Linked DNA regions of Homo sapiens: regions 2 and 3 are each linked to region 1. The links are chromatin contacts, found by Hi-C in ENCODE. All regions are on one chromosome and are shown on one strand. The core of a region is the stretch at or near the end of the contact, and the rest is flanking DNA. Distances in the headings are between cores, read along the strand shown.

The links. Hi-C counts contacts between places; a loop is a spot of excess contacts on that map. Pooled maps may share reads with other maps.
Region 2: a map of B cell shows a loop between it and region 1 (21-fold over the local background). The contact joins the promoter of TM9SF4 here to the promoter of CHMP4B in region 1. A Hi-C loop is called at or near these places in 3 of 168 maps with a recorded cell type or tissue (B cell, CD4-positive, alpha-beta T cell and CD4-positive, alpha-beta memory T cell) and 9 of 50 pooled maps.
Region 3: a map of CD4-positive, alpha-beta T cell shows a loop between it and region 1 (4-fold over the local background). The contact joins the promoter of TRPC4AP here to the promoter of CHMP4B in region 1. A Hi-C loop is called at or near these places in 3 of 168 maps with a recorded cell type or tissue (CD4-positive, alpha-beta T cell, gastrocnemius medialis and naive thymus-derived CD4-positive, alpha-beta T cell) and 8 of 50 pooled maps.

What each region holds. Positions count from the first base shown.
Region 1 is chr20:33,808,814-33,813,565 of GRCh38, forward strand. CHMP4B (charged multivesicular body protein 4B) reads left to right here and starts at 2,535. Exons shown (of 5, transcript NM_176812.5): 1 at 2,535-2,845. The coding sequence starts at 2,656. ZNF341-AS1 (ZNF341 antisense RNA 1) reads right to left here and starts at 2,286. Exons shown (of 4, transcript NR_110623.1): 1 at 2,227-2,286. RefSeq lists enhancers at 2,210-2,504, 2,244-2,323, 3,090-3,930, 3,759-3,828 and a silencer at 2,384-2,663.
Region 2 is chr20:32,107,606-32,112,357 of GRCh38, forward strand. It overlaps TM9SF4 (transmembrane 9 superfamily member 4), which reads left to right and starts at 2,109. Exons shown (of 18, transcript NM_014742.4): 1 at 2,109-2,150. The coding sequence starts at 2,136. RefSeq lists enhancers at 1,426-2,625, 1,628-2,372, 2,030-2,209, 2,373-3,115.
Region 3 is chr20:35,090,787-35,095,538 of GRCh38, forward strand. TRPC4AP (transient receptor potential cation channel subfamily C member 4 associated protein) reads right to left here and starts at 2,021. Exons shown (of 19, transcript NM_015638.3): 1 at 1,828-2,021. The coding sequence starts at 1,995. RefSeq lists an enhancer at 1-266 and a silencer at 1,793-1,922.

The DNA of each region.
Region 1 (4,752 bases), core at 1,285-3,784:
GTGACAGGGTCTCACTCTGTCACCCAGGCTCGAGTGCAGTGGTGAGATCACAGCTCACTGCAGTTTCAAACTCCCAGGCTCAGATGATCTTCATGGCTCAGTCTCCTGAGCAGCTGGGACTATAGGCCTGTGCCATCATGCCCAGCTAAATTTTGTATTTTTTGTAGGGATGGGGTTTCGCCATGTTGCCCAGGCTGGCCTCAACTCCTGGGCTCAAGCGATCCACCTGCCTTGGTCTCCCAAAATGCTGGAATTACAGGCGTGAGTCACCGCACCCAACCTCCAGTAACTTTTTTTTTTTTTTTTGACACGGAGCCTCGCTCTGTTGCCCAGGCTGGAGTGCAGTGGTGCCATCTCGGCTCACTGCCAGCTCTGCCTCCCGGGTTCACGCCATTCTCCTGCCTCAGCCTCCTGAGTAGCTGGGACTACAGGCGCGTGCCACCATGCCTGGCTAATTTTTTTGTATTTTTAGTAGAGATGGAGTTTCACCGTGTTAGCCAGGATGATCTTGATCTCCTGACCTCGTGATCCGCCCGCCTCGGCCTCCCAAAGTCCTGGGATTACAGGCATGAGCCACCGCGCCCGGCCTTTTTTTTTTTTTTTTTTTTGACACGGAGTCTCTCTCTGTCGCCCAGGCTGGAGTGCAGTGGCGCAATCTCGGCTCACTGCAAGCTCTGCCTCCTGGGTTCACGCCATTCTCCTGCCTCAGCCTCCAGAGTAGCTGGGACTACAGGCACCCGCCGCCACCATGCCAGGCTAATTTTTTGTATTTTTAGTAGAGACGGGGTTTCACCTTGTTAGCCAGGATGGTCTCGATCTCCTGACCTCGTGATCCGCCCGCCTTGGCCTCCCAAAGTGCTGGGATTACAGGCGTGAGCCACCGCGCCCGGCTCCAGTAATTTTTTTTTTCTTTTTGAGACAGAATTTTGCTCTTTTCGCCCAGGCTGGAGTGCAATAGCACGATTTCAGTTTACTGCAACCTCTGCCTCTCAGGTTCAAGTGATTCTCCTGCCTCAGCCTCCCAAGTAGCTGGGATTACAGGCGTGCGCCACCACGCCCAGCTAATTTTTTTATTTTTATTTTTTATTTTTAGTAGAGATGGGGTTTCACCACGTTGGCCAGGCTGGTCTCAAACTCCTGACCTCAGGTGATCCATCCGCCTAGGCCTGCCAGAGTGCTGAGATTACAGGTGTGAGCCACTGTGCCCAGCCCATCCAGTAATTTTTATATTTTGCAGTCTAAACCTATTCCTAAGTCAGTGCAACCATCCATTACTTTCAGTAAGTGGCTTGGTGCCACTGGTTTTAGGAGATTCCTTGCTGAAGCCTTTATACAGGCTCAATGCTTTCTGGGGGGTAACAGGTTGCTGTCAGTTGGAACACATTTTTTGTTCGTGTCTTCCACGTATAAGCTTAATGCTTTTTCTTTTCTTTTGTAAAAAAATTTATTTTCTTTTTTTCCCCTGTAAGTAAGGATACAACTTAATGCCTTTTCTATCTTAACTAAGCACTTATCACACACTGTGGCTGTAACTTTTGCAGTTTGAGGTACGACAGCAAAACCAGCATGAATTTCTTTTTCCTCTTTCACAATTCTAGGGCTAGAAGATTCGTTCTTACTGCAGACCTCAGTAAGCTCAGCATACGATTTTTTTTCTTAAGCTCAGAACTTCCACATTTACATTTAAAGGAAGCACTTTACAGCTTCATTTTGGCATATCCAAACTGCCAGCATTACTACTCTTGCACTTTGGGGCCATTATATAGTAAAATGAGGGTTACTCGAACCAAAGCACTGCAACACCGTGGCAGTCCATCTGATAACTCCTAAGCTGGTAAGTAACTAACAGATGGTAGAGGTATGTTGGACAAAGGGATGATTCACATTGCAGGTAGGATGGAACAGGATAGCACGAGATTTCATTAGGCCAATGGAAATTAAAAACTTATGAACTGTTTATTTCTGGAATTTTCTATTTAATACTGTCAGACCTTAGCTGGCCAAGTGAAACTACTCAAAGTAAAATCTCAGATAAGGGGGACACTACCGTACTTAACTGGAGAAGATACTGCTTTGCTTCTGTGACCACAGAATTGACAGGTTGAAATTGGAAACAACTGTTGCCTTCACGCTTTTAAGACAACTTCACATGAATATACATGTGAAGTTCAAGCATGGCAGTATCCCATACTAGCAATAAATTTTTGAGCAGTGTTGCACACTTACTGTCATTTCTCTTACTGTTCTGCCACTCCTACAGAGCGCAGGCCAAGGAGACTACATTTCCCAGAATGCCACACGCCCTTTGACCCCAGCTACAGCAAAAGACGCGCCGGGGAGCGCCTGAAGCCGGAAGACTATAGCTTCCCGGCATGCAGCACGCTTCCCCCTATTAGATTTGAGGCGCGGCCGGCGCGTTGCCCACTGGGAGTTGTAGTCAGTGGCGCGTTGCCCTGACGCCTGCCGGGCCGGGCGTGGGGGCCTGTGGGAGGTGGCGCGGCCGGGCCCAGCTGCGGGGCGGAGGCGGAGGCGGAGGAGAGGCCTGCGGCGGCAGGGAGCGGCGGGACTGGGAGCGGGCGCCGGAGCCGACCCGAGCCGAGCCGAGCCGAGCCGAGCCGGAGCGGGCGGCGAAGGCCGGCGCGGCGAGCAGCAACCATGTCGGTGTTCGGGAAGCTGTTCGGGGCTGGAGGGGGTAAGGCCGGCAAGGGCGGCCCGACCCCCCAGGAGGCCATCCAGCGGCTGCGGGACACGGAAGAGATGTTAAGCAAGAAACAGGAGTTCCTGGAGAAGAAAATCGAGCAGGAGCTGACGGCCGCCAAGAAGCACGGCACCAAAAACAAGCGCGGTGAGGCTGCCCGGCCCCTTCAGACTTGCCACGGGCTCCCCCCAGGCTCCCCGGGCCCGGACTTCACCTTCATCAGACTCGCCTCGGGGTCTGGTCTGACCCTGGAACTCTCCGGGTCAGACTTCTTGCCGGGTCTGGGACCCCCTCCCCGACTCCCTTCAATGTCTCCCCGATCCCTGGACTTTTCCATCGTCAGACTTATTCTGCCCTCTCCCCTCAGCCTCTCTCCACCCCGCCAGGTCCCTTCAGACCCCAATCTCACAGCACTTTCCTCCGCCCTCACTCTGTCCCTTTCTCTTCCGCCTTTTCCTTCTCGCCTCACCCACCTGCCTAGCTACTGCCCCTGCCTCCTCCTCGGCTCATTTCTGCCCCCATCCTAGCATTTCTGTGCTTCCTGGTCCTACCTGTGCCCTCTCCCGACTCCTCGGTGGAATCTGTGAGCTGCCCCTTGGCCTCTCCCCTGTCCTCTTGTCTCAGAATTCTCGTTGAAAAGCCTCCTTGCTGGAGAGAAAAGGGGACTGGGGGAGATGAGACCCCCGATTCCTGCTCTATTCACTTGCTGAGTGAACTTGAGCAAGTTGCTTTCCCTTTGAGGCCTCAGTTTCCCCATCCGTCAGCCAGAGTTCGGCCTCTGTTGAGGCCTAAGGTGTTTTCCAGCGTTGTGATTCACTTTTTGTTGCCTCGTAGCTTGACCTTACCAAAGTTTCCCGTGGCGCAAGCCTTCACCCCATGACTCACCGCTTCCCCATCCGTCTGAACCAGAAATAGAGACTCCCGACTGCTCCCCAGTCCCCACTACTAGGATTCAGGGCCCCAGTATTGAATCTTGAGGCACTGCTTACTTTACTTCCTGTTGTCGTATGGCTTTCTGGGCATTCCAAGTGCTTTGTGTTTTTCTTAAGTGAGATGAATGTGAAAATGCTTTAAAACTGTAAAGCAGTTTAGAAATGTTTGCTTTTTCTTGTTATGGCCATGTGAGAGTGAATCACAGAACGACATCCCTTCCCCTTGAGAGGGGTTTAGGATTGAGGTAATTCACTCAGAAGTCTGCTAGTGACTAGCAGTGCGACCTTGAGCTCATTTACCTTTCTGAAAGGAAAATCATGGATTTACAGTGCTCAGCACATAGTAGGGGCTAAATCGATGTTTTCTCCATTCTAATAGGAGAACAAAATAGCCTATCTGGAGGATGCTTCTCTGCTGATAGTCAACAGATATTCTGGAAATTCTTTTTAGTGCCTGCTGCATGCGCTGTATTCATAGGGGTGAACAAAACACGGCCTCAACCCTAATGGGAGAGAAGACAGAAACAGGAAAATAAATGAAGAAAATATTGTCCGGGGGTGATAAGTACTAAACACACAAAAAGATGGTCTGATAGGGAGTGGTGGAGTGGGAGGGATGCCACTTTGGATAGAATGGTCAGGGAAGGCGTCTTTGAAAAGGTAAAGTTTGAACTGAGTCTGGAGAAGGAACCAGCTCTGTAAAAAAAAAAAAAAAAGGGGGAGGAGCCTTCTGGGCGTGGAAAGCAGCATGGGAAAAGGCTCGGAGGTTAGCAGGTTGTAAGAAACCGAAGAGAGAGACCCTTGTGTCCAGAATGTAGTGCTTGGAGGGAGAGTGGTATGGAATAAAGGGGGCGGGGCTTGGACTTTGAACCTGTTGGTGAAGAGTTTGAATTTTATTCCAAGTGGATGGAAAGTTTTTGGAGAGTATTTTGTTGGAACGTGTCCTTATTGACAGAGTTTTTAAAACATCATCTGGCTGCTCTTTGGAGAGTGGGTGGGGGATGCGGGTGGGAGCAGGGAGAACAGTGAGGAGGCAGCTGCAGTGGTCCATTTGTGGCTTGGACTCCAGCTTAGTTGTGGAGATGGGAACAGGGTTATATTTTGCTGTCTCTAGCTTTTTCC
Region 2 (4,752 bases), core at 859-3,358, 1.7 Mb before region 1:
GAGGCAAGATAATTGTTCGAATCCGGGAGTCAGAGGTTACAGTGAACTGAGATTGCGCCACTGCACTCCAGCCTCGGCAACAGAGTGAGACTCCATCTCAAAAAAAATTTTTTTCAGAAAAAAAAGAGAAACTTGCCCATGTTATGGAGCTAATGAGTGGTGGAAATGCGTTCTGAACCCAGGCAGTCTAGTTCTAGGATTCTGGCATATGTCACCAAAAGAGATTGGGATATGAAAGGCCTTTAGGGAAAAATACAAAGCATGAGAAAAAAAATGGAAATACTAAAAAATAATAGGCCATTTATGGAGCTTTGCTCCTTATCAGTTATCTTTCTTCAGGCAGCTAGAAATGGTGGGAAACACTCAGGATCGAAGCTCTAGGAAAACTGGTTCCAAGTCTGGAAACTATGAGACTGCAGCAAATTCCCCCTAGTCTCTCAAGCTTCCTCCTCCTTGGGGTTAATAGCCAATCTGCCAATCTTCAGGATGGTTGTGCAGGTCACAAGAGTTAATGGGTGTGTGTTTCAATGATCTATTACTGAAATGATCTATAATAAACCACCCCACTCTAAAGCTGGGCTTAGCTGGGCAGTTCTTTTGGTCCACATGGTGTTCATGAGGTTATTCATGTAGCTGCATTCAGCTAGTAGCTCAGTGGGGGTTGGAATGTCCAAGATGACTTCAGTTACATATTATAGTGCTTAGCTGTAGTTTCTAGAATGTCTTGAGGAGTTGGCTGGGCCTCCCTCTCTCTCCAGGTGCCTTTCCAGCAGAGTAGCTACACTTCTTTATAACCAAGAAGGTAGAATCAGACGTTTTCAATCCTCTTAAGGCCTAGGCTCAGTACTGGCAGAATCACTTGTAGCACATCCTATTGGTCAAAGCAACCAACATGACCAGCCAGATTCAACAGGAGGTAAAACAGAGTCTATCTCTTGAGGAGAGAAACCGTATGCTCATCATGCAAGGACGGACAGAACTACGTGGCAGCCATCTTTGCAGAAAATCCACCACAGTGGTGCCCATAGGTGGGGATCAGAGTTCAACTGTCCCTTGCCCCCTAGAATTAGATAAAAAGAGTCTAATGAACTGTTAGCATAATGCTAAGTGCTGCAGCACACAAAATGCTCGGCAAGTGCTGATGATTATTATTAATCATTATTATTCTTTTAATAGCTTTTTTAAAACAGTCTAAGATAGCACTGGTACTGTATTCAGTTTAAAGTGATATACATGGGTCAAATGAACTTTGAGTTCTTTCCCAACCTTAATACCATGATTCTTTGAGTCTCTTTTTCACAGATTTGGAAACTGAGGCTTAGGAAGATTGCGTGACTTGTCTGGAGTCACACACTAAGCTAGTGCATGACGTCCACATTCAGAGATATCTCCCTCCACTGAATATGCTGGTTTTCACTCGTTCATTTAAAAAATAATGTATTGGGCATCTACCACAAGCCCAAAGGAGTATACATAAACATATACTGACAATTATTTATTGAATACATCCTATGTAATACTGTGTCACTGAATCCTCATCACAAGCCTATGATGAACCAACCCCCTTCCCATTTCACAGATGGGAATGAGGAAGAGCAAGGTAAAAAACGAACAAACAAAAAAACAGGGTCCACCCTCATGGGGATTACAGTCTACTAAAGAGGATATAGGATAGTCAAACAAATACTTAAAATCAAACAAATACTTAAATATATAATTACAAATTATTCTTGGAGTCGTACTGCTCTTGGAGCCCCAGTGCCCACCCTTTCCCTCAAATCAAGGTCTCAGGTAACCCTGGCAATGGGTCTTCCTGCCAGTAGTAAAGATGGCGCTGAGAGCACGAGCGCACTTTCGCACACCCCCATTACCCACAATGCAGCGGGAATAAGGGAGGCTCAGTTTCTGCCAGGAGCTAATATGGCTTCCTTAGTTACACCGTTCTCTCTCTTCACCTAATCAGCGACCTTACTTTCCCAGACCAGACTGTCGAGCAGGAGCTAAGACTCCTTTTCCCCTCTGCTGACCGCCACTACAGGAGCGGTTGAAGCCAGACGACCACCTTGTGGAGTTAAACTCCGTAACCAGGGAGCACCACTTCCGCTGACGTCATTACGGCGACACGTGGATCCAAGATGGCGACGGCGATGGTGAGTGAAGGAGACTCCGGGAGCGGGAGCTGGAGCGGGGCCCTCCGGGGTATCCCAGGATCTTCCAGCACCCCATGCCTGGCCCTGAGCCACCTCCGGGACCCCTGACTCAGGCCTGAGGGCTACCTCTGACTGGGCTTGTCTTCCCCGAAATCCACCTCCCTGGCCCTGCCCCTGCACTCAGGCTTGTGAAGGCCCCGAGTTTTGGGGGAGGCGCCGTTTCGGAGGAAGACCTCGGCTGCTGCCTTCGCCGGTTCCCATTCTACTTTTGGTCTCCGCCCACTGTGAGCCCCATTTTCCATTTCTCACCTCCCTGTCCTGACCCCTCTGAAGACCCCCTCCCGTTATTCTCATCCTTGCTCCTCCCCGTCACGTCCAGACCCTGCTCTCCCCGCCTCCCCACCATCATAACCAGTCCGCAGATGTGACCTCTCCTCTGACCACCCTCCCAGCCCAAGCGCTGCCTCAGATCCTTTTCAGAGCCCTGTCCTCACTTACACTCATAGCTGTCCCCATCGCGCACCCCCTTGACTGCCGCTACCCCAGAGCTTGCCTTCACCTACCCCACCCCCATCTTTCATCCCTAGAGGCTTCCCTGCCCTTCCTGTCTTCTCTCAGTCAACTCCCTGCCCCTCTCTTAGGGACCTTTTACCCTGTTGGTTCTCAAACTTTACTGTGCATAAGAATCTCGAGGTGTGTAGGGGGAGGCATGCTAAAAATGCAGTTTCCTGAGCAGCCCCACTCCCAGAGATTCTAATTCCATAGGGCTAGGTGATGCCCAGGAATCTGCCCTTTTATAAGCACTCTAGTGATTATATAGTGGAGGTGGTCTGTGAACTACGTTTTGAAAAACACTAATAGCCCCACCTCACTGCTCTCCTTCCCATTCCCCAACATGGCCACACAGCTCGTTAGGGATGAAGGCTCTTTATTATGAAGCTATATGTTGGGATGAAGTCTGTGTGTGGATGAGGGTGGAGGTAAAATAGCCATGCTTGGAAGTTGGGTCAGAGCTTGCGGGCTCCTGGTGCAGAACCTTGGAAGTAAATCTTTGAAGGACTGGCCCTTTTTCTAAAAGTTTAGTTCAAATTCTGCTTGTCAAGAGACCAGAACTAAAATTGAAGTCACTTAGTCCAGAATGATTTCCTGGGTCTTCCTGCATACTGCCTCCTCAGCAGATAATTTCGTCCGGGGAGTGAATGACAAGGAAGACTCAGAGAAAAGGAAATGACATTTGACTTTAGCAAAGGAAGATTCTGGCTTAAATAATTTGGTGTTGGTTTTCTCCAAACAGGGATATATTATTGACTGGTAGCAATTTTCCCTCCTTCTCTTAGCTGACTGAGAACTTACCTTTGTTTAATGAGGGATTCCTTATTTAGAACTTCAGAGGTCAGGTAAAAAGATTTCATGGCCTTACCTGGTTTCTGTGGTTTCAGACTTCAGGCTGAACCACGAGTGGGGCAAATCCTCAAAGTAGTATGTTGAAACCTACATATATGTATATATATTCTGGTACCACATTCAGAACAGAGATAGTGTAAGAACTTAAAAGGAAATCACACCCTCTCTTGCTATAAGGAAAACATTGAGTAAAGTGGTATTTACGGCACTGCACTGGGAAATCCCTGCCTTGTTCAGAGATTTTTAAGAGGTTATAAGCTAGCAATACATATATGTGGTACACATCTATTTAGTCAACAAATATTTGAGTACCAATTCTGTTCCAGGAACTAGGGATGTAGTTGTGAATTACAGGGTCAAGGTCCCTACACTTGTGGAGCCTTTCTGGTTTGAGGAGACAGGCAGTGAACAAGTAAATACGTGAACAAAATAATGTCACCAGTAGATGCTGTGAGGACAGCAAAATGAAGTGATAGTGATTAGGGGTGACTGGGTGACACAACTACTTTGGATTGAGTGGTCAGAAAGAAGTCTTCTCAGAGGAGGTGACTTGAGTTAAAACATAATTAACAAGAAGGAACCAGCCATGCAAAGAATGTTCCAAGCAAAGGAAATGGCAAGTGTAAGGGGCCGATGTGGAAGGGAGCTTGGTGTTTTTGAGGAACACACAGAAGGCTGGAGGGGCCGAAGCATGATGAGGGTTGGGGTAGGAGAGAATGATACAAGATGAAACTGGAGGGAAGCAAGAGCAACTGTTTTGAGAAGCATGCCTGGAAATGGGAAGGACTGCGGTCTACATTTTGTTGTCTGTGGATTGCATTTTGAAATAGTGTTGTATTAGGCTGCTTCCCCTTCCCATCCCCTTCAGGACAGTACTTGAAGGGAGCCAGCTTGTTCTCAGTTGGCACAGAGGCTGTGGAAAGGAGTTTGGATTTTAGTCTAAGCACAGTGGAAGGGACAGTGATTTTTGCCCAGCACAGTGACTCACACCTGTAATCCCAGCACTCTGGGAGACCAAAGCTGGGAGATCGCTTGAGCTCAGGAGTTTGAGACCAGCTTGGACAACATGGCAAACCCCTCTACAAAAAAAATACAAAAAGAAAAAATTAGCTGGGCTTGGTGGTGTGCACCTGTAGTACCAGCTACTTGCGGGGCTGAGGTGGGAGGATCACTTGAACCTCAGTGAGCCCTGATCACT
Region 3 (4,752 bases), core at 771-3,270, 1.3 Mb after region 1:
ATTCTCAGAACACTGATTATCAGGATGGGTGTTTAGGAACATATCATCTAACCTCTCTGAGCCTCAGTTTCCTCATCCATATTAAGAAATGAGTCTTGAAGCATAACTCAAAAGCTTGAGGATTAAAGATAACATATGCCTTGTACCGTACTTTTTCTAAAGGTTATGTGCTCACTAAAAGTTAGTCCTCTTTCTGCCTGTCTCTACACACCCAGCTCGGTAAGGTATCTTAGCTTAAGAAGGAAAGAGCAAGTATTTCTAGGATTTTTTTTTTTTTTTGAGACAGGGTCTCACTCTGTCAATCTCCGCCTCCCAGGCTCAGGTAATCCTCCCACCTCAGCCTCCCCACAGGCACACACCACCACCATGCCCGGCTAAATTTTTGGAGACACAGGATTTTGCCGTGTTGCCTGGGCTGGTCTCGAATTCCTGGATTCAAGCGATCTGCCTGCCTCGGCCTCCCAAAGTGCTGGGATTACAGGGTCTTAAGTCAGGTCTTAAGAACACAAGGGGGAAAAAGGCTGCTCATCTATGGTTGTGTGATGGCCAGGAAAACATTTCTCACTCACAACTGCTCCTTTCGTCCACAGTCCTCCATACACACAGACCCCCTAGCCTTTATTTTATTCTATCCTTTTCGTCATTTGAGGAAGTGATATTCAAATTAAATTTAAATAAAGTTACACTGTGAAAAGTCTCACTCCCATTTTCTCCCCCTTTAGCCCAATTCCCACCTCACTCCCACCAACCACTTTATCAGTTTCTTGAGTATCCTTCAAACTTTTTATGAAAAAGCTGTCTTTAAATAAAGCTAATGTTTTACAGGTGTTAGCAAGGTTCGGGGTGGGGGAGGGTGGAAGAAGTAGTGGACTAGGTCCTATTCAACCTGGTTTACCCTAAAGCAGTGTCCTTCGCTCACTCAAAAATAACAATAATCATATGTTGGGCACCTGTTATAAGTCAGATGCTTAATATTAACTACCTTCAGCCCTTAGTATGCACCAGAAATGCACTAATGCTTTACACAATTGCCCCCTTTGATCTCCACAACAATCTTAAAAGGTAGGTTACTAATTCTCATCTTCATCTTACAAGTGAGGAAACTGAGGCACAGAAAGGTCACCTGCCCAAGCAAGAGAGAGGAGCAGGGCTTTGAACCCAGGCCTGACTCCAGAGTCCCTCTTAACCGTGACGCTCTACACTAGCAAACCAGATATAGTCTCTGCACCCGCTGGAACTCAGCCTAATGTGGGAGACGGGCGAGAAAAAGGCAGACAACAAAGAAATACGAAATTATAGACTAAGAAAGTAATGTAAACGAAACGAATTCGCGGCTGTGACAGAATAACAATGGGGACCTACTTTAGAAAGGGGAAGGAAAGAGTGTCAAGGAAAGGCCTGAGAAAATGACATTTATGAAATGCTCGGGAACCATTTGGGGGCTGCAATGATGACCCCCTCCCCCACGCCCAATACACGGGATAAACTCGAGGCCCACAGAGGCTAAAACAAACACGACAGGGTCCCCCAGACGTGTAGACGTGGCGCAAAGAAGGGAGGATCCAGAAACTGGGCCCAGGGTTCGTACACGCCATCAGTGTCCACAGCAGCCCAGCCCCGCTCGGCCCCTGACAAGGGACATCAAGCCAGCTGCTTCCCACGGCCCCGCTGCAGCTGAGAGCGTCCGGGCAGCTCACAGGGAGGCCTTCCGGCCAGCCAAAAGGGCTTTGGCCCGTCCAGCGGCGGCCTGGAAAGGCCTCTTCCCCGGCCCCCCGCCAGCTCCCGCCTGGTCCGCCCCGCCCCGCCCCTCCTGGTCCAGCCTCGTACCTGCACCGCCCGGACCAGGCCCCGGCCGGTCAGCTGGCCCTGCCGCAGCTGCAGCAGAATGTTACCAGGCCGCGGCCGGCCGCCCCATCCGCCCCAAGCCGCCACTGTGGCTGCCGACCGTCTCCCTCGGCCGGCTCCAGACCCAGCCGCTACCGGCGCCGCCGCCATGTCTCCTCGTCGGACAAACAGGAAGCAAGCGGCCTCGGGGCCGCGGAGATTTCTACGGGGCGGCGGAGGGGTCGCCGCAGCGCCCCCAGTGGGCCGTCGGCGGAGGCGCAAGCCGCGTGGCAGGGACCGTGTGCGGCGTGGAGGCTACTGGGAATTGTAGTCCTGCGCGGCAGCGGGGTAGGTGGGAAAAGAGATGTGGCCTTTCCTGCACTGCCGGTTTCTCTGGCCCCCGGGCCCAGCATTTCGGCGAAATCTCCCAAGGTCCACATTCTCCCATTTCTCTCGCCGATTTGGGCAGGATGCAGGCAGCTGGCCAAGAAATGATCCTGGGCTTCAGGTCAGGAGTCAGGCCCTCGAGTCCGCTTCCTGCCTGCTTCTCTCTACACGTGACTCACCGCGGACATCGACCAAGTCATCGCGCTCTGCCACTGCGCCTGTGTCCTCGTCAGGTCACTCCATCTATAGATTCTGGGAGCCTGATCAATCGTAGTTCCTGGGGCTTTCTCTGCGCCCGACACCAAACCATGTCTAGGGGAAAGGGAGGGTGTCTGGGATACAGTGGTGAGCAGAACGGCCTGGGATCCTTTATCACGAAATGCAGGTTACAGGGGAAGACAGCAGATCCATACACAAAGAAACGCAGTCTCAAACTGGATAAGTTGTGTAACTGGGTAGGTTGTTGTGAAATTAAATAATGGAAGGGAAAGGGATTAGTAAATTGTGACATCATATTCTCTGTCAGATGAAAACCCTGTCCTAATTTCTATCCACCAGATAGCATGTTGTCTCTAATACTCATTTTTTCAGCTAACTTCTGTGGCAGGATGGCACTGACTCCCCCCACCCAACACACACACACTTTTTCCCTTCCTAGCAGGGGGCCTGTAATAAAAATGAAAGAGGAGAGCTAAGTGTGATGTAACAGGGAATGGTGAAGATTGTGACTCATAACTAAGATGACTGTAACTTACTGCTCAAACCAGAACACTTTAAAGAATGAAAAGACACAATAAATAATTACACCGGGACGGTAGGCATAAAAGTGACTCTCCCAGGTGAACTGGCACTATGGTTACCATCCTCACACCCCATCTAAAAGGAGTAGACTCACCATCCATCTTCATAGAACTAGAAAAAAGAATCCTAAAAATCATATGGAACCAAAAAAGAGCCTGCATGTCCAAAGCAAGACTAAGCAAAAAGAATAAATCTGGAGGCATCACATTACCTGACTTCAATCTATACAATAAGGCCATAGTCACCCAAACAGCATGGTACTGGTATAAAAATAGGCACATAGACCAATGGAACAGAATAGAGAACACAGTATAAAACCAAATACTTATAGCCAACTGATCTTCGATAAAGCAAACAAAAACATAAAGTGGGGAAAGGACACCCTATTCAACAGCTGGTGATAACTGGCAAGCCACATGCAGAAGAATGAAACTGGATCCTCATCTCTCACATTATACAAAAATAAACTCAGCCGGGTGCAGTGGCTCACACCTGTAATCCCAGTGGCTCACACCTGTAATCCCAGCACTTTGGGAGGCCGAGGTAGTCAGATCATGAGGTCAGGAGTTCGAGACCAGCCTGGCCAACATGGTGAAACCCCATCTCTACTAAAAATGCAAAAATTAGCTGGGCGTGGTGGCATGCACCTGTAGTCCCAGCTACTTGGGAGGCTGAGGCAGGAGAATCACTTGAACCCTGGAGACAGAGGTCACAGTGAGCCGAGATCACGCCACTGCACTCCAGTTTGATGACAGGATGAGACTCCATCTCAGAAAAAAAAAAAAAAATAGCCAAAGAAGTTACAGTCAGGAGATATTTTGTTCCCTATAGAAACTGAATATAACATCTTAAAATTTGTCCCTGAGTGTTGTTTCTTAGAAACTCGAACCCCCACCAAATGGATCTGCTGATAGGCAAACTCAGATAAGGGAGAGCTGAGAACTAAACTTTGACTTCTATTTTTTGTTATAAATTTCTTCCTAGGGGGCCTGGAGGAGGACACGACCATAAGTCAGAGCTAACATTCTTTTCTGCAGATCCCAAATTTTTAGACAAAGCTTTACCTCCTTAACCAATTACAAGTCAGAAAATCTTTGAATCCACTTGTGGGCCCCTGGTTGGAGATGTCCTGTCTTTTTAGGTGGAACCAATATACAGCCCCTATGTATTGATTTATGACTTCGCCTGTGGCCTCTGCCCTCCTGCCATTAAAAACCTGTAAGCCGGCTGGGCGCGGTGGCTCACACCTATAATCCCAGCACTTTGGGTGGCCGAGGCAGGTGGATCACCTGAGGTCAGGAGTTCGAGACCAGCCTGACCAAAACGGCAAAACCCCGTCTCTACTAAAGATACAAAAATTAGCCAGGCATGGTGGCACGTGCCTGTAATCCCAGCTACTCGGGAAGCTGAGGCAGGAGAATCGCTTGAACCCAGGAGGCAGAGGTTGCAGTGAGCTGAGATTGCACCACTGCACTCCAGCCTGGGCGACAGAGCAAGACTCTGTCTCAAAAAAATAAAATAAAACCCCTGTAAGCCATAAGGGAGTTCAGGTCTTAAGCATAAGCTGTTTGATTCTCCTCGCTTGGCACCCTGCAGCAAGTGCAATAATAAATGCCTCACTTTCTCTTGCTGTAATCCCAATGTCAGTGGCTTTGCTGCACCAGGTAAGCAGCCCTCACTTTGGTTCAATAACAATACTTTTCATAACTTTTTGCACCAGCTATGTATCATTTCTAGATT